2 separate regions of the Homo sapiens genome follow, and region 1 is linked to region 2. The links are chromatin contacts, found by Hi-C or POLR2A ChIA-PET in ENCODE. All regions are on one chromosome and are shown on one strand. The core of a region is the stretch at or near the end of the contact, and the rest is flanking DNA. Distances in the headings are between cores, read along the strand shown.

Region 1 (6,367 bases), core at 3,177-5,676, 100 kb before region 2:
AACAGCAACAACAAAAAGATGGAAAAGTAAACAGCCAAGTACAATACAGCGTGATGAGTTCATTGATTAGGTATGCACAGAGGGTGCCACATAGGAGTGTACCCACAAGGAGGAATAACACTGAGTCTTGGGGTGTTGCGGACCAGAGGAAGAAAGAACGAGTTAGTAAGGCAAGGGTAGAAATGGGAAGTGTGTGGGGGTGGGTGCACATGGATATATGCACAATATGTGTGTGCATGCAAACTTGTTCTCTTTTTTTACTTCTATATGTGTGGATTTTGAGGGAAGCTGGTTTCAGGCAGAGAGCTACATGTGCAGAAGCCCAGGAGTTAGGAAGAAATGGTGACTTAGGAAAGTGGCAAGTAGTTCTTTGTAAATAGAGCTTAAATGTGGGGAGCAAGAAAAGGTTAGAGATTGAAGCAGGGGCCCTTGAGCATTTGGATTTTGTTTTTGTGGTAATCAAAAGTTATTGAAGGCTTTTAGTGGGGGAATCAGGTTTTCCTTTTTGGAAATATTACTTTGTCTGCAATGTGGATGAAAGAATTGAAGCAGCAAAGCTGAAGGCAGGAAGACCAGCTCTGAGACAGTTTCAGAAACTCAGATGAAAGATAATGGAATTTTGCATGAAGTGGTGTCAGTGAGGATGGAGGAGCTGCCCTTGGCACCCGCAAGCAGATAGTCCAAGCAGATCTGTCCCCAAGGCAGATACAGGCTGCCTTCCTCTATTCTCTCACTGAATACAATACGTATTGTTTGCATTTATCATGATCTGTTATAATTGTTTGCTTGCATGTCTTTCCCACTGGACAGTAACTTCCTTGAAGTGAATAAGTGCTGATTTCCATCTTGCATCTAGTTTCTCAGAGCTCTACCCGATACCTGGCAGTTTCTTCAATGTTTGTTGAAGGAGAAACATGCATCCCTTAAACGTTTCACCCATTTTCCTAGTTCTACCACTTGGCAACTGTAAGACACATATTTAAACCCACTTTCTATTTATTTTATTTTATTTGTTTGAGACAGAGTCTTACTCAGTTGTCCAGGCTGGAGTGGAGTGGAACAATCTTGGCTCGCTGCAACCTCTGCGTCCCAGGTTCAAGTGATTCTCCTGCCTCAGCCTCCCAAGTAGCTGGGATTACAGCTTTTGTATTTTTAGTAGAGACAAGATTTCACCATGTTGGCCCGGCTGGTCTCAAACTCCAGACCTCAAGTGATCCACCCGCCTTGGCATCCCAAAGTGCTGGGATTACAGACGTGAGCCACCACGCTCAGCCTCAGCCTCCACTTTCTGTTTAAAGTCTCTTCAGAGCTCCCCTTTCCACTTCCAGGGTCAACGACTTAATCCTTTCAACAGTTCTTTGTCTGACTTAGTTTTGAATCCTTCATAATCCTACTTCCAGTTTACCAACTTATACCAAACTCCCAGGACAGTGCACTTGATTTCTGGTATCTTGGAAGATACAAGCCAAGCTCCAGAAGGTAAGTGAGATGGAAGAACCTAGCCTATACTGTTAACCAATGTTTATCTGCAGTTTGCATGATCTTCTTTTCCAAAGACTAAGCTAAAGACTAAAGCAAAGAGAAAGCACTTTAAGGAAATGAACAATTTCCTCATACATTCTACGAGAATGTCCTCTATGTAAAGATTGGGGAAGGAGTGAGAAGCTGTGGAGGAAGGTTCCAGGTAGGCAGGAGTGAATCCAGCCCCACTAACAAAGAACAAAAGGAAATGCAAGCAGTTGAAATGAGAACCCAAGAGGGTCTACATTGCATTTTATCCCTTAGGCTGCCAAAGCACAGAGTATCAACTTCAATCCCACTCACAAGTTACCCAACCATCTCTCTCCCACAAAACTAAAATATTTAACATTCCTTGTTATTTTTCTTTAGATATACATGTATAAGCACAGACTTTCTGGCTGGAGAAGGAGAGAGACAGCAATATTGAAGAATAAAAGTTCCATTGTTCTGTTGCTTCTAAAGTAAATGATGGAAATTATAAGCTAATTTACATATGGGAGATTAGCAGAGTATCCCTTTATTCCTATTAATATATTTTCCCTTCCTAATTATAAAGATTTGAATCTTTTTAAAACAACTTTATACAAAACATTTGTGTGGATATAAGAATTGCATGTTAAATGCTAATTCTGGATGAGTTATTTGCATAACCTTACAAAGGAGCTAAATTGCTTGTATTTAATAATAAATAGAGAGTTTAAAAAGGATTGAGGATATCTTGAGAGAATGTGAAACAGAGAAAAAATTTGCTTCTATTTTAAGATATGGAACTTTTTTTCCACTTCGAATTTAAAACTACTCTCCACCCTCTAGGGAAAACTTGTCCTAACTTTCCGATAAGCTTAATATTCCAAGTCTCCTGTAACATGACAATTCAAATACGTTGAAGGTGAAGAGCTAATCTGTTTTTAAATGAACATGGATAATTTTCAAAAGACAATAAACTGCTTCTAAAATAGTTTTGCATTTGAAAAGTGAAGACTTGAAGATTATAGATTCTGCATATGTTAGCAAAATAAAGAGAATTGTGGAAATTATCCAGAGAATTCAGGGAGAATCAAAATTTATGAAGAAAAAAAGATTAAAGTCTTTTTTTAAAGTATGAGATTTGACAGTGCTCATGAATCAGATAGTAGTCATCACTCCTGCAGGAGAAACATGATAGTAGGTGAAATACACATGAAATAAGTATGATAAATACTTCTAAATTTGATTTGATGTTTATGCTCTTTGAAATTAAGAACCAGCCTCTTCCTTACCAGTATTCAATACAGTAGGCAGTTTATCTTTCTTTCTCCCCTTCTACCCTTAACTCTTTCCTTAATTGACACCATCCTCTCTTGGGTTTCCTTCTATCTCTCTGCCAAATCCTCCTCACACTCCTTGTGAACCCCTATCTCCTTTTGACTTCTAATTGTTGCGTTTCCCCAGGATTTAGTCCTGAGCTCTCTTTTCTTCCTTATTGCCCTCTTTCTAGGGGATCTCTTCAGTTCCCATGACTTTAAATTCCATTTATATGCCCCCGAATACCAACTTTACACCCAAAACCTCTCCTCAGAGTTCTGGTTTGCAGGTTCCTGCTAGCTATCTGCTCTCAGACATCTCCCAGCATCTCACAAGCAACAAGGCAGTCCCAAACCACACAATCAAGGCAACCCACCACTCTTATCTCCCCAAACTCCTCCACTTCAGCAACGATACTCATTCTGGTTACACCGTATCAACACAATCTCTCTGTCATTTCTACATTGAAAATGTACATCGAATCCTTCCACTGTTCTTCACTTCCACCACTGACACTCTAGTCTAAGCTACCATCTCACATTGACTATTTTGCAGGCTTCTCTACTGGGTACTGACATGACTCCAAAAACCGGTTTTCTCCACAACAACTACAGTCATCTTCTTATATCACAGATCATTACTGGCTGCCTTTCCTTCGAGTTAACAAGCAAATTTTAGACCCTACTGCAAAATGGCTACTCTGGATTGCCATGAGTTTGACCTGATCTGTGAACATGTCACTTTTCTATTAAAACCCATTCATTGGCTTCCTACTGCATGAGAATAAAATCCAAACTCCTTACTATGGTCTACAAAGACCCCATATGATTTGGCTATTTCCTGTCTCACAAAACTCAACTATCTCCCGGCCCCTTCCCCTTTCTCACTACTCTGCAGCCACACTGACCTTCTTTCAATACTCAAAGGCCCCATGCTTTTTCCATTCTCAGGAACTTTACATATGCTGTTCTTCTATTGCCTTCCTCTACAGCCCAGTGCAGTGGTGAGAGGAGGGGCTGGCTGGGCTTCCTGGGTCGAGTAGGGGCTCAGAAAGCTGTGAAACTCCCTTATTTCCTGCATCAGGACTTACTTTGGTCCTGGATGGATAATATTGAAGATACATGCTTAAACTATTCCTAACACCAGGATTTCTGCATGTGTTTTCTTCCCCAAGAAAGCCATAAACAGCGAAAATTTTCCTGTACGTTTCTCTGTGTCCTCTCTCCCTCTCTCCCCTTCCCCCTCCCCCGAAACTAAAGTAAAAAGAATGTTAACTGGCCATTTTTCTGTGACCAGTGGACCTTATCTATACTCCCAATCCCAATTCCTTGTGAACATACTTTGTAAAGTCCTGTAAGATGCTGTCTCCTTTGCCATGCCGCTGCGAGGTCATAAAATAAATAAAACCTAAGTTGCAATTCCGGTTTTCCTTAAGATCTAAGACATGTCACAAATGGTTGTCTTTTTTTCTTGCTCTGGTAACATCTTCCCGCTGCACGTATTTCCCACCTTAAAGAGTTTAAAAGGCAGTTGTATAATCTAACTCTGGCTACCCATTCGGGAGGGACCCCTTCCACGCTGTGGAAGCTTTGTACTTTCACTCTGCTCAATAAAGCCTACCGCTTTTTCTCTCTATCAGTCCTTGTGTCTATCACTCGCTGCGGTCAGCTGCCACACCAATTCTTTGGTGTGGCTAGGCAAGAACCTTACGTGTTACATTTTGGCGAGCCAGCCAGGAGTCTCCAGGAAAGGCATCTAGATCGTCACATGGTGAGTATGATCGGACCTCTTTCACTTGCTATTCTGTCCTGTCCTTCCTTAGAATTCGGAGGCTAAACCGGGCACCTGTTGGCCACTTAAAGGCGATTAGCACGGCCACCGGACTAAAGACACAGGTGTCAGGCTGTCCGGAAAAGGGCTCTGTGACAACCCCTGACCCTTCGGGTTTGGGAGCGTTGGTTGGCCGGTTGGCCTGGAACCAGTTCCAACTCTTTTGCTTTCTGTGGTGGTCCCAAGGTACACCGGGAGTGCTCAGCAGACGTCTTAGTCTCCCGGATATCCTGGTTGAGACCATGGCCCCACCAGAGGCTCCCCCTGCACAGGTTACTGAGCGTGAGACAGCCACATCTTCTGACTCCTGCCTCCTGGGTCCTAATGTCCGCCAGTTAGACTTCTTTCCTAATCTCATAAGCAAGGTTATTCCCGCTAGGCAGGATCAAGATTCCCTATTTAGAAGTCTTTAATTCTTCAGGTGGTGCCCAAAAGATCCCTGTTCATGGTTCCCTCCAGGGTTTAGGCAGATGTCGCCATTTGATGGCTATTTTGAAGGGCCAGTTCCCCACCATGGTGTATGGTCCCCCACATCAGGACAATTTAAAGGCAGGTCTGTAATTTTCATGTGGATAATAGAAGCCTTAGGGCATTTCCTCCATTGCTCCCCAGATAAATTTTCCCCTTCCTTGGTGCCTCTCAAGTACAATCTGTGGTGCATAGGCACAGGTCTTAGAGCCGTTGAATTGTTGTTTCAACCATTCAATAATTGGTATTGGATGGAAGAAAATATGGTCAACTGGGACACAGGATACTGGTACCGCCTTGAGAGGGGGGCTTACTCCTTTGATGGCAAATGGGGACAGAAGGCTAAAGTACAGCAGCTGTTCTCTTGGCCCTGGCCTAGAGGACATCCACTACCTCCTTTAAGCTTACTAAGCCTCCTGTGGCTAATTCAGAGATTTCTCCTTGAAAGACGGTTTTATGGCCAGGCCCACATAAATTGGGCCTTAGTATGCAAGCATCAGTGGTGCCCCTGACCCAAGCCTTGCCACCCTGGAACAGGTAGGATGTGTTGGCAGAAGGACCACCATAAATCCAACAATCCTTGTGCTCCATTTAGTGGTCAATGGGCCCATGGCAGGGGCAAGGGAAGTTTCCACCCTGCTGGTAAGCATGGTTAAATGCTGTAGATGGAGAGCTCAGGAAAAGTGGCCATGAGCTTTGAGCACAATTGGACCTGACCCTTAGGGAATACCCTAAGGGAAGACAAGTCCCAGGACTAACCAGGGGTGCGGGCGTCCCTGTGTTTAAAATTCCAGATGGGCATCACACCTTCAAAACTGGACACTCCCTTAAGATGTATCCTGAATTACTGGAACAAATTCAACCCTGAAACCTTAAAAAAGAAGCGGCTGATTTTCTTCTGTACCAATGCCTGGCCACAGTACTCCTTACAAAATGGAGAAACTTGGCCCCCTGAGGGAAGTATTAATTATAACACCATTCTACAACTAGATCTTTTCTGTAAAAAGGAAGGTAAATGGAGTGAAGTCCCTTATGCACAGGCTTTCTTTGCCCTTTGTGACAATACTGCCCTGTGCCAAGCCTGCAAGCTTTGCCCAAATGACAAAGGCCCACAATTGCCTCCATACTCAGGGCCTCTTCCCTCAGCCCCACTCTCCTCAGTCTGTGTCTCTATCACTCGCCGCAGTCAGCCGCCACACCAATTCTTTGGCGTGGCTAGGCAAGAACATTAGGCATTACAGTGGCACATGCCCGTAGTCCAGCT
Region 2 (5,950 bases), core at 1,585-4,084:
GGTCCATAAGAGTGAGCCATCAAAAGAAAGGCATTAATAATTTTCTGGATGTTGACACTGAACAGAAATGATAAAGGGAAGAAATATATTCCTAGATTCCAAGCTTTTCCAGGCCTTTTTTTTCACCTTCAACTTTCTATTTCCATGACTATTGACTCACTGGGGTGTATCATCTCGCTGGGTGATCAAAATGAGGGTCAGTGCATGCTGTTATGAGGTTTAAGTATGTTGGGGCACACATATAAAATGTACTTTAAAAAACATAAAACTTATACAAAGATATTTTCACTAGTACACTGAAGTTCCAGTGCATTTCTATGAGAAAAAATTCAGAGTGCTGTACGTAAACTTGAAAATTAATTATCATGGCTCCTGTTTACTTATATTTAGTACCTTCTATGTGGCAAAGACATGAGAAAGAAAGGAGCAGTCCCTGACATCAGGGAACTAGTTTGACACTTATAGCTAAGCCTCAGTGTTTTTAGAAACTGGCCTGACACTCATAGCTAGGCCATGTTGTTCTCCTGATGAACAGCATCTCACAGAACAGCAATATCAGACAGGGTCACTCTGTGACCATGATGAAGTGAGACAAAACAAGATCACTTCCATGTTTTGTCTAAGCACAGACAATAACAAGGTCAGTATGCAAATCAGAAAATATCAATGTTAAATAAATTCATGGGAAATGATTATAGACTAACCTTAGTTTTGGACTAATCTGCTGCACTAGGCTCCGGCAGACCAGACCAAAGCAGAATGGTCCCTCATGCGTATTGCCACATAATCAAAAGCAACTCTGAAACCAGCCAGTTTTCCAAAAAGCAGGAAATTCATAGCACCCAATCAGAAGGGGCCAAGTTTATCTGAGCTGGTATGCTAAGAAAGTTCCCCTGTTTTAACCCTATAAGGAAAGTAACTTTGAAACAACTCATCTGCTTCTCATTCCTTATTTCTGTTCTCTAGCTTTTTTCTGCCTATAAAGCCAACCTCCTCTGCTTAGCTCATTGGAACAGATTCTATTTTAGAGAATGAAGTTTTGCCTATTCTGGAATTGCAAATAAAAGCCAATTAGATCTTTAATTTGTTTTGTCTTTCAAAATCAAACATTCCCCTCTCTCCATGATATGGATGACTAATGCTTGTCAGTTACAGCTTTAGGCTTGTCTTTTAGCCTGCCATCCTCCTAGATAAGATAATCACTGAACTGTCTCCACTTCCTGAAGGCACTTAATCTTGAGCAACCCTTCCCACCTCTTTCCACGGAGTCTTTCCCAAATCACCTAATCAAAGCCCAAATCCTTTAAGTGCTTTCTAATACCATTTACCTAAGACACTTCATGGCTCCCCATAGTGCATGTTCTCCCTCCCTGAGTAATAATCCCAACTTCTTCAACTACAGTATTCCTGTAGGAGCATTGACAAAACTCTAAGGGCTTTACATATGCTATGTTATTTAGGCCTGAAAATGCCCCTCTTTCATAGGTATTAGTATAATTACCCCCCTTTTGTAGATGAAGCAGCAAAGAAAGTTAAACGTCATCTCCGGTATCAAATAGCTAGTAAATGGCAGGAATAAAATCTGTATCTGGGTCTGTCATCAAGATATAAGGAACTACTTGTAGTTCTCCTGACCTTGCTGTTCTCCTGTAAGTTTCCCTAAAGATTATGTGCTCTTTGAGGACAGAGCTGTAGAGTCTGGCACAGTAAAACAAATATTAAAAAAGAAAAGCTGTAGTGTGAAGACTTACTGAGAACTAAGGCTCATTTTTTGAACCTCTGTGCCAAACTCCTCAGAGTACCTAGAGTTGTTTCTTGTACCAAAATCAATACTGCATGTTTCCGAGTCTTGGCCTACACCACCTCCATATAATCAGAAGACAGATATCTTAAAGGAATAGTTCCAAGGAAAAGCTCATTTTTAAAGAGGGTATATTGATGTGTTGAGAAAACGGTGTTTGCCTTGTAGCTTGACCTTGGGTTTACACAACAAACTCTTTTGCATGGTTTCAGTTCAAGGCCCTTTGTTATGTGACCTTAAAGTTTCTTCACCTCTATGCTTTCTTGGCCTTGCTCCTGCCTGGAATGGAATGCCTTTTAAATGAATGCCCTGCCACTGTTTCCTGCCTAGTGAAAACCTATGCAGCTTTCCTTTTACCTTTCCAGATCCACTCCTTCAGATTTAATAACTTCCCTTTTTGTTCTCAAGGAACTTCTAAAACAACTGCTATAGACATTTACATTCCTTGGTTAATTGTGTTAGGGTTTGGAAACTACAGGAGACTGTGAGCTCCTGAAGGGCTCAGCCTAGCCTAGCTCTGTCTGATTTTGGGTGGACCCCTCTGCCACCCCAGAGCGAGCACTTAGGCAGGAAATATGTCCAGAAGGCTTCCTTTTGGAGCGTCGTGGGCCCCGTCGTTTCATCCTGCCTAGTACCCCTTCCAGCACCGTACCCAGTCCCAGAACTACTTTTTCCAGCCCCAGACGTGCAAGGAGAGGGCTAGCAGATGGTTTTATATCCCAGCGCTGCTCAAATGGTGGCGCAGGGCCTGTCTCGCCCACCTTCCAGTTCTGCTGGAACCCTATCTGCAAATCCAAAGAAATCCAGGCCGATGACTTCCTCCACGGTCCCCGGCGCTTCTCCAAATCTGACGCCACTCTGCGTCCTTAAGGTGAGCGGCCTGGACCGCCGGAAGGGTTGAGCGGCTGCATAGACAGGCCGCAAGGCCAATCATGTTTCGCAGTGCCCGGAAGGGGCGGTGCCTCAGCGTGTCATTGATCCGGCGGCGCGGGATTGGCCAGTCCCGGGCCAACACGGGTGGCGGGAGTTTTCAGATGTGTTGGCTGCGGCCCCGACTTCAGCGGTTGGGCTAGGCTGTGCTGACTGTTTGGGTGGCGGACCCCGGGAGTAAAACCTGTTGTCGATCCCTCAGCTTCCAGCTTGCGGCTTGCTGAGTGGCCACCTTCTTTCCGGTCCCCGGAGCTGCGGGGAAAGATGGAACGGCACCAGCCGCGGCTGCACCACCCGGCCCAAGGCTCAGCCGCTGGGACTCCCTACCCTTCCTCAGCCTCTCTCCGCGGCTGCCGGGAAAGCAAGATGCCGCGCAGGAAGGGCCCCCAACACCCTCCGCCGCCCAGTGGCCCCGAGGAGCCTGGGGAGAAGCGCCCCAAGTTTGTGAGTATCGCCTGGAGCTAGGGTGGGGCCGCTCCCGCCCCGCCGTAGGGCTGACTGCCGAGGGTGGGCCCACAAGAACTTGGGGACCAAGTTTTATTCTAGAGATCCAGAGGTGCCAAAGATCATAGATTGACAACGACCGGGTCTAGTTGTAGTTGGATCCTGTGACAAATGCCCAGATCTTTGTGTTGCCCCCAAATTTCTTAACGCTGATGTGAAAAGCAGTTCAAACGTGTATATGTATTGACGTCATCTAGGTGGACATTGCATTTTTTAAGTCGAAGTTCTCCCTTCCTCCCTAGTGTAAGAGGGTATAAGATATATCAAAATGAACTTTTAGGTGACAGGTTTTTTTTCTGCTTATTATTTTAATAAGAACTTTTAATTACATATAAGAACTTTTAAGGTAGATATAATTTTCCAAGTTGAAACAGCTAGTTTTAGAACTTGGCGGGTGGTGTGGTCACTGCTAAAGAATGTTTTGCTTAGCTTGGAAAGAATTCTAAATATTTGAAACTTGCTATTCTGGTTTGCTTGTGTTTAACACTTAAGGAAAGTGTCATGATTAACACCTTGTCTTTTCGTTGGTGTCAACTAGTGAAAGTATAGGCAGTGATGATTATTTTGGGGTTTGTGTGTGTAAATAAATCACATAGAGGGTTGATAGATTTGGGATGAGTCCAACAGAATTGAAATTTCACATTGACCACTCCACCATTTTCCTTAGGAATATGGAAAAACTGTGTGTGTGTGTGTGTGTGTGTGTGTGTGTGTGTGAGAGAGAGAGAGAGAGAGAGAGAGAGTACAGCATTTGCCTTATGTGGGCAAGTAAAAATTGTGAGAAATTTAAGTCATGATTCACAAATTAAGGGAATAATGGTTTGTGAACCAGTTGCTAACTATAACATTTAGTTAAAAATAATAGTTGAATAAGACTGAGAGCCCATATTCTGATACATGAGATATATCAGAATACTGAAAATGAGAAACAGCATAGATTAATTGAAAATGAGGAACAGCATAGATTAATTATGCCAAATTAAGTATCAAAATGGTCATAGGAATAGTGACATTTTGCAGAAGGATCAAGTATGGACTTGATCATTATCTTGACAAATCTGAAGAATGAATAGGACAGAGTTAACTTCCCAATGAAAGATTTTTGCCTAATGTGAGAAGAATCCACTAAGGCAATGACTTTTCTTCCTTTTATAGTCTACTCTCTGGGTTAATAATCTTATTTTATTTTGTTTTAACTTCTGTGGTCCAGAATACAGGAGGTGTTATTTTCTGTGACTCATTCCCAGCAAGGAGGTCATGAAAACAGGATCTAAATTAGTATTTATGTTAAGTTTCATTGAAGGATTTCATCATTTGGTTTCCAGTCTCTGTGCTGTTTTTCATTCTTATGTATGTCACATTGACCATCTCAGCATGCCATTTGTTAAATGGATTCTCATAAAGATGAAATGACATCTAAAAGATAACACTCTTAAGCTGTAAAGGTAAAAAACACATCTAAAACACTGTGTTTTTGGGTGGGAGTCTGGTATGAATCATGACTTCCAGTTAATTTAGAAGTAATTTGGACTCTTGGTACTTTGAAACTAATTTAGGTTCTTGCTTATATGGTAATTTCTTTAGTTATATCTTCCAGTTCATTAATTTTGTTATCAGCTATGTCTAATCTGCTACTTTTCTGAATATTTGATTTTAGCAATTATTTTTTATTTTAATAAGTTCCATTTGCTTATTTTTCAAATCTGTCTGGGCATTCTTGATAGTCCTTTGTTTCTTATTCATTTATTTCTTTAGACATTTCCTACTTGATTGTTCTTATTCTTTATTTGACAGTTCTGCTGTTTGCAACCTGGGCTGTCTACATTGACTCAGATTCATGATGGCTTGCTCTCTTTCTTGTGTGTATTTATCTTTGTAAGCTCATTGCTTTATCTTCACCTGTAGGATTCCAGAGATGCTTTTCTTTGGAGATAGTTTGAGTTTGTCTGCCAAGGAGCCTGGGCATGCTACTGATTTTGGACCACCTTCCTGTTGAACTGGAAATCTTAACATGGGCAGAAGTTCCAGGCACAGCTCTACTCTGTTCCTGTACTAAAGTTCAGTATCCCAGTCTCAAGACTGCTTCCTGAGCAGCTCTTCCCAGTTTGCCTACCTTTCACTGCTCTTGATTGCACACCAGTAACTCTTGTTTTTTGGATGGAGAGGGATCTTTGAGACCATCAAAGTTCCCAGCAATGCCTCAGAAAGTAATTGTACTTGTAGGTGTCAAGTCAGTCACTGTTCTTGCAGATGTCAAGTTAGTTCTTGGCTTTTTCTTGATTGGATGAAGTGACGTTATCCTAAATCTTTTCAGGTCACCCAGTCATTATCTGAGCCTGGGGCAGCTGTTTTTGATGGGAACAAGTAATATAGGTTGGTGATGTGATGGATAGGAGTAATTTAGGTGGCCAGTGTTTTGCACACTTCTGCAAAGCAGCAAGCGAGTAGTAGAATGGAGTGGTAGACTGGTCACTCCCTCCTATCTTAGTGTAAGAAAGCAGGAGCTCTGGTACCCGCTGAAATCTTGTTTTACTTTGAGTCCTGTTAAAGTTGGCAAATTCTTGTTTTCTACCAAATGTATAGTTGCGGGCTTCAAGTCACTTGTGAGTTGGGTAAAAGAGTTTGTAGCTTAGATATCTCTTCCCATAGATAAGTATAAATAGTAGAAATTAGTCTATTGTAATTGTATGATACTTTGGCTGTGCTACGAATCAA

The links. Hi-C counts contacts between places; a loop is a spot of excess contacts on that map. ChIA-PET counts read pairs that join two places held with the same protein, here RNA polymerase II (POLR2A). Pooled maps may share reads with other maps.
Region 1: a loop to region 2 is called in a map of CD8-positive, alpha-beta T cell, with 4 times the contacts of the local background. The contact joins the promoter of LINC00434 here to the promoter of DIAPH3 in region 2. A Hi-C loop is called at or near these places in 3 of 168 maps with a recorded cell type or tissue (CD8-positive, alpha-beta T cell, Caco-2 and naive thymus-derived CD4-positive, alpha-beta T cell), 8 of 37 single-sample maps with no recorded cell type and 10 of 50 pooled maps. POLR2A ChIA-PET finds 5 or more read pairs at or near these places in 4 of 52 experiments (Caco-2 and WTC11).

What each region holds. Positions count from the first base shown.
Region 1 is chr13:60,266,163-60,272,529 of GRCh38, reverse strand. LINC00434 (long intergenic non-protein coding RNA 434) reads left to right here and starts at 4,426. Exons shown (of 3, transcript NR_047022.1): 1 at 4,426-4,575.
Region 2 is chr13:60,160,812-60,166,761 of GRCh38, reverse strand. It overlaps DIAPH3 (diaphanous related formin 3), which reads left to right and starts at 2,834. Exons shown (of 28, transcript NM_001042517.2): 1 at 2,834-3,175. The coding sequence starts at 2,996. LOC105370227 (a long non-coding RNA gene) reads right to left here and starts at 2,705. Exons shown (of 2, transcript XR_942001.2): 1 at 2,563-2,705. RefSeq lists enhancers at 1,013-1,307, 2,396-2,445.